Linked DNA regions of Homo sapiens: region 2 is linked to region 1. Evidence: chromatin loops called from intact Hi-C (ENCODE). Cell type or tissue: heart left ventricle. All regions are shown on one strand. Links, peaks and the distances in the headings refer to the core of each region. The heading gives the core; the rest is flanking DNA. Region 1 has its middle 12 kb from the start of NPAS4. Region 2 has its middle 11 kb from the start of CTSF.

Region 1 (2,903 bases), core at 278-2,777:
CAAGGTCCCAGGGCTGTACCAGAGCAGGAACTTCTCTCCTTGCCACCCTCGGAGCCCTCAAGTGCTGCTTGTGTGTTCGGCTCCACCTCTGGGTCCCCCATCCCGGTCCAGAGACCAGCCCAGAGATGTCTGGAATCCACGCAGCTCCTTGAGAATGGTCAGGCACTTCTCAGCTGCCCTCCCAGGTCCCGGTCAAACGCCTCCAGGAAGTGCTGCAGGGAGAGAGCAGAGGTCAATAGGACCGGGCAGGGGGTCCAAAGGGCTGGGTCCACTTGACTCTGGGGAGCCCTGCCGGACCCCTGCAGGCCACACCTACATCCAGAGGCCAATTGGTCCTTGTAGGCAGTCTGGGGAAATGTTTGGTTCCAGAAAGTTCCAGAGCTGGTGGCTGCAGGAATCCTTCAATGGAGGCGATGTTTGCAAGCAGCAGCAACCTAGTTGGTTGGTCGTGGAGTCCGTGGCATCCAGAAGCTTTTCCAAAAAGTCCGCCCAGGTCCAGACTGTGCTGGGGAAGGAGAGGCAGCTGGTGCCATGACAGAGGTGTCCAGCCCCTCTGCTTGGTGCAGGGCAGGGGCTGGATACTGGCACACGGGGCTGGCTATGCTCAACCATAAGGAATGCCTTGACCTCTGGCCAGGAGGTCAGCATCTGTGGGTTCTGGCCCATGCTCTTCCTCTAGGAACGTGCCATGTGGCCCTAGTCAATCACTACTTTTCTCTGGGCCTCAGTTTCCCTTCCAGTTTAAGGAGGGGGTTGGAGCAACTGGTAAGGGGCTTTCCCAGGATCCTAACTCTGCTCCAGGCTGAGCTCAGGGAGAAAAAGTTTAAGGGGTCGGGGGCGCCTGGAGGGAGGCAAAGGTCTCCAGGGTCCCATGGTGGCCCCAAGGGTAGTGAAGTCCTCACCTGGTGTTTTCACCCTGTGGCCTTGTCCAGAGAGGATCCCCGAAGGCGCTAGGCCTGGCATCTCGTTTCTTTCCAAGGTTTGGACAGAAGTCTCCCCTGTTGGAGGAGCAGGGCGGGGGCGAGGGGCAAGGGCAGGACTTCCCTTCTCCCTGGTTGAAATGTCTCCATAGAGGGTGGGGGGCGCTAAGATGGGGGTGGTGGGGGCGTGTGGCGCCGGGGACTCCCCGGCCCGGCGCGGGGCTCGCGGCTCGGGGGCGGGGGCAGCTCCCAGGCTCTGGTGGAGCCGCCACTCCGCCAGTTGCCTTAAAAAGGCGCCAGCGCGCGCGCATCAGCAGAAGGGCTGCGGCTCTCTTCCAAATTAGGCAAGAATTGGGAGGCCGCGGGAGACTAGCTGCGAGAAGAGCGCGGACGTCACCCGGGGCCTCCCTCTCCCTCCCGCTCCCCGCGCCTGCATCACGTCCCCATGGCAACGGCGTGCCTCGGCGGCGATGAATGAGCCACTGCGAAGACCGGCGCGCGCCGAGATGCGCGCCCCCTCCGCCAGGCGTCACGGCCCCGCGGCTGCCCAGGGTAAGGGGGTGCAGCCCGGCGCCCGGAGGAAGGGATGCCCCACTCAGATTCCCAAAAGCCCAGGACCCATTCATTCCCAGCTGATCTTGTTGTGTCCCGGGAGCCCGGGGAATACTCCGTCCAGGGGTCCTTGACCCTCTGGTTCAGGGCTCCCTGGCTCCCAAGGCCCCCCTTACCCGGTCTCCGCTCTCCCCCGGTCAGCCCTCTGCTCCCCAAAGCCTGCGGCAAACCAAGCATTGTGTGGCTTAGCGCCACCGCGTGGCCGATTGTGGGGCTGCGGCGGGCGTGCTTGGCGGCTGGAGTCCCGCCGTCTATGTCGCCCTCTGGCGTCTGCAAGAGGGGAAGAGCATAAAAGAACTCAGCAATTTTCACACCAGAACCCTGATTAACGCGGGACTCATTCTTACCACTTAGGATTAACTTGTGATCAATCACACTTGTGATTAACGTTCAGCGAGCGCGCTCCATGTGTTAGGCACTTGCTACGTGCTTTCCTCGTATTACTCCATTCTCACAGCAACTCTGTAATGCAGAATATTATTATCATTTTATTTTACTTATTTTTTGAGACAGGGTCTCACTCTGTCATCAAGACTGGAGTGCAGTGGTGCGATCTCAGCTCACTCCAGCCTCTGTCTCCTGGGTTCAAGCAATCCTCTCGCTTTAGCCTCCTGAGTAGCTGGGATTACAGGCGCGCACCACCACACCCAGTTAATTTTTGTATTTTTAGTAGAGATGGGGTGTTGCCATGTTGCCCAGGCTGGTCTCGAACTCCTAGACTCAAGCAATCTGCCTGCCTCAGCCTCCCAAAGTGCTGGGATTACAGACGTGAACCACCGCTCCTGGCCTATTATCATTTTAAAGTGAGAAAAACTGAAGCCGAAAGAAGTTGTGGCTTTGCCTAAGATCCCATAGCAGCACGGGGCAGAACGGCCTCCTGCACTCAAGACTGTGAAAAGTGCTCTTGGGCCCTTTCACTTCCACACCCCTTGTCTCTTTTGACCAGCCTCACAGTCTCTTGAGATAAGCAGGACAGTGAGCATTAAAATCATTCCCATGTACAGATAAGGAGACTGAGACTGGGAGAAGTGAAATGGTTTTCCGGAGGTTTCAGACAGCCAAGGGTGGAACTCAGGTCTCTGGGCCTCTGACCCAGAGCTTTTTAGGATGAGGTAGCAGGGTGAAAGTGAGTCCAACACATCTCTGTGAGCCCCTGCTCCTTAGGATGAACGAAGGAGCCCATCCTAAGCTACTCCACCGTTAACAAACCAAGCAGCCCACAGTCAGGAGAGGGTCAGGGGGTCTCCCTATCTTCCAGCGTTTTGGGTGTTCATAGGAGCTAGATGCTCCAGTCTCTCCCCCTCCTCCCCAATTATCAATATCTCTAATTTTATTTTATTTTATTTTGAGATGGAGTTTTGCTCTTGTTGC
Region 2 (2,903 bases), core at 240-2,739, 170 kb before region 1:
GGGAGGCCGAGGTGGGCGGATCACCAGGTCAGAAGATCAAGACCATCCTGGCTAACACAGTGAAACCCCATCTCTACTAAAAATACAAAAAATTAGCCATGCATGGTGGTGGGTGCCTGTAGTCCCAGCTACTTGGGAGGCTGAGGCAGGAGAATCGCTTGAACCTGGGAGGCAGAGGTTGCAGTGAGCCGAGATTGCGCCACTGCACTCCAGCCTGGGGCCTGGAATGTCTATCCTTCTATCCATCTATCCATTCTATCCATTCATATGCCCATCCATCCCCATCCATTCATTCATTCTACAAATATTAGGGCAAACCAACTAAGGGCCAAGCCGTGCCATTTTTTCACCCTTGTTGACCTTAGTCCCTCTTGGGAGCCCCAACCTTATCATACTTGATCAAATTCACCTATACCCCATCTTAAGTAATGTGATATTGTAATTTTTTTTTTTTTTGAGATGGAGTCTCGCTCTGTTGCCCAGGCTGGAGTGCAGTGGCACGATTTCGGCTCTCTGCAAACTCTGCCTCCCGGCTTCAAGCGATTCTCCTGCCTCAGCCTCCCAAGTAGCCGAGATTACAGGCGCCCTCCACCATGCCCAGCTAATTTTTTGTATTTTTAGTAGAGACGGGGTTTCACTATGTTGGCCAGGCTGGTCTCAAACACCTGACCTCGTGATCCGCCCACCTCGGCCTCCCAAAGTGCTGGGATTTCAGGAGTGAGCCACTGTGCCCGGCAATCGTTGTTTTTGAGGCAGAGTTTTGCTCTCTTGTGCAGGCTGGAGTGCAGTGTCAGGATCTCCCCTCACTGCAACCTCTGCTTCCCGGGTTTAAGCAATTCTCCTGCCTCAGCCTCCCCAGTAGCTGGGATTACAGGTGTGCGCCACCATGCCCAGCTAATTTTTGTATTTTTAGTAGGGATAGGGTTTCACCATGTTGGCCAGGCTGGTCTTGAACTGCTGACCTCAGGCGATCCACCTGCCTTGACCTCCCAAAGCGCTGGAATTACAGGCGTGAGCCACCGTGCCGGCCGGTTTATGTTTAAGGAGGTCCCTCCAGCTGTGGCCTGCAGAGGAGCTTGTTGGAGGCAGGAGTGGATTCGGTCAGGCAAGCAATGGTGAGGGCTTGGTCATAAGCGGCGGCTACGGGAATGGGGAGAAGTGGACAGATTGGAGAGATATTGGGGGGAGGGCTGGACTCCAGGGCACTTGGAGATGGGCTAGACGTGCGGCATGAAGGCAAAGGAAGAATCAATGACATTTCCAATTCTCTGGACTGAAGAGCTGGGGGAATAGTGATGCCATATGCTGGGATGGGAGATTCCTGAGGACGGGTGAGGATGAAAACAATACGCAGCTCTGGCTAAGTTTGACATCCAGGCGTTGATGCTATGTAGGTGGTGTGAAGCGCAGGACCCAGATCTGTCCATTTTAACTTTTAGCCACACGTAGGGGATGTAAATTACGGCTGATTTTTATCCGGTGATGCCAAACTCCTCTCTGGCCCTGCCTCCCTGACTCAGTGGTTGCGCTTCGGAGTGCAGTGGCTGCGTGGGAGGTGAGAAGCCTGCAACTTCTTCCAGGGCTCCTGACACTCGGGAATGCGCAGGACCGAGCCTCAACAGCGCCACCGTGTGTCGATAGTCATGACCGCCGTGGACCCCCGACTCCAGTTGTTCTGCCAGCACCCTCAGAATCCAGTCCTCCCTCACTCCCCTGCTCTTTCGGACGAATTAATCACTGTGGATTCTGGAACGCTTAGCGGTGGGAAGAAGGGGTGGCCTCAAAAGAAAGAGGTAGGCCGGGCGCGGTGGCGCACGCCTGTAATCCCAGCACTTTGGGAGGCCGAGGCAGCGGATCACTTGAGCCCAGGAGTTGGAAACCTGCCTCGGCAACATGGCAAAACTCCATCTCTACTAAAATAATAATAATAAATAATAACAATAATAATATAATAGTGAAATATTGGCCGGCCTCAGTGGCACACACCTGTAATCCCAGCATTTTGGGAAGTTGAGGCAGGTGGATCACTTGAGGTGGAGAGTTCCAGACCAGCCTGGCCAATATGGTGAAACACCGTCTCTACTAAAAATACAAAAATTAGCCATGTGTGGTGATGCTGCGTACCTGTAATCCCAGCTACTAGGGAATCTGAGGCAGGAGAATCACTTGAACCTGGGAGGTGGAGGTTGCAGCAAGCAGAGATCGCGCCATTCCACTCCAGCCTGGGTGACAGAACAAGACTCCATCTCAAGAAAAAAAGAAAGAAAGAAATCTACATTTCCATATGCACAGCCTTGGTCAGGATCACACTAGAAGACATCTGAAATGGTCATTGTGAAGTGGGACTGTTCTCTTTTTTGTTTTCTCTTCCTTCCTTCCTTCATTCCTTCTTTCTTTCTTTTCTTTTTTCAGATGAAATCTCATTATGTTTCCCAGGCTGGTCTTGAACTCCTGGCCTCAAGTGATCCTCCCTCTTTGGCCTCCCAAGCAGCTGTGATTACAGGTGTGAGCCTGGCTTGGGACCACTCTTAAATACAGACTGATACAGGCATGTTAACTTCAGAGACATGATCTTGTGAATGGTGAATGACTCCTTGTAAAGATCTGAGCTCATGTAAGGAAAATTCTTTTGATTTACATTTAGCTACATTCCTGGAAAATTCAGTATATACTAAAACTGTGTATATAATATAATGTGTTTACATAACTAACAGAGTTAGGGTTTTCAGCTCATAACTATAAGCAGGTTTTCCACTCATGTAAATAACTTATAGGACATTAGAAAGTTGTGCAGGACATGGAACAATGATCTGTTTTGCAGGACTGTCCCAAACACTGCAGGGTGTCCAGCATGCCTGGCTCATGTCTACTAAAGATCAGAAGAGCCTAATCAGGCCAGGTGC

The links. A loop is a pair of places that touch in the nucleus more often than their neighbours do. Peaks named below come from ENCODE experiments on the same cell type or tissue, not always from the same donor. Only the 100,000 strongest peaks of a DNase experiment are listed, where the experiment ranks them.
Region 2: it touches region 1 in a loop (3-fold over the local background); 8 of 110 quality-filtered maps call a loop at or near these places.

What each region holds. Positions count from the first base shown.
Region 1 is chr11:66,407,462-66,410,364 of GRCh38, reverse strand. It overlaps a transcript of NPAS4 not described here. Among named protein-coding and RNA genes, the nearest start is that of NPAS4, 12 kb to the left of the region's middle. RefSeq lists a silencer at 1,405-1,464. In heart left ventricle, for the core only: no CTCF peak of the experiment used is centred there; DNase peaks (open chromatin) are centred at 1,324 and 1,734; H3K4me3 peaks cover 1,195 bases; H3K27ac peaks cover 341 bases.
Region 2 is chr11:66,577,914-66,580,816 of GRCh38, reverse strand. No RefSeq gene overlaps it. Among named protein-coding and RNA genes, the nearest start is that of CTSF, 11 kb to the right of the region's middle. RefSeq lists an enhancer at 1,288-2,101. In heart left ventricle, for the core only: CTCF peaks have their summits at 1,443 and 1,646 (motif pointing left); a DNase peak (open chromatin) is centred at 1,606.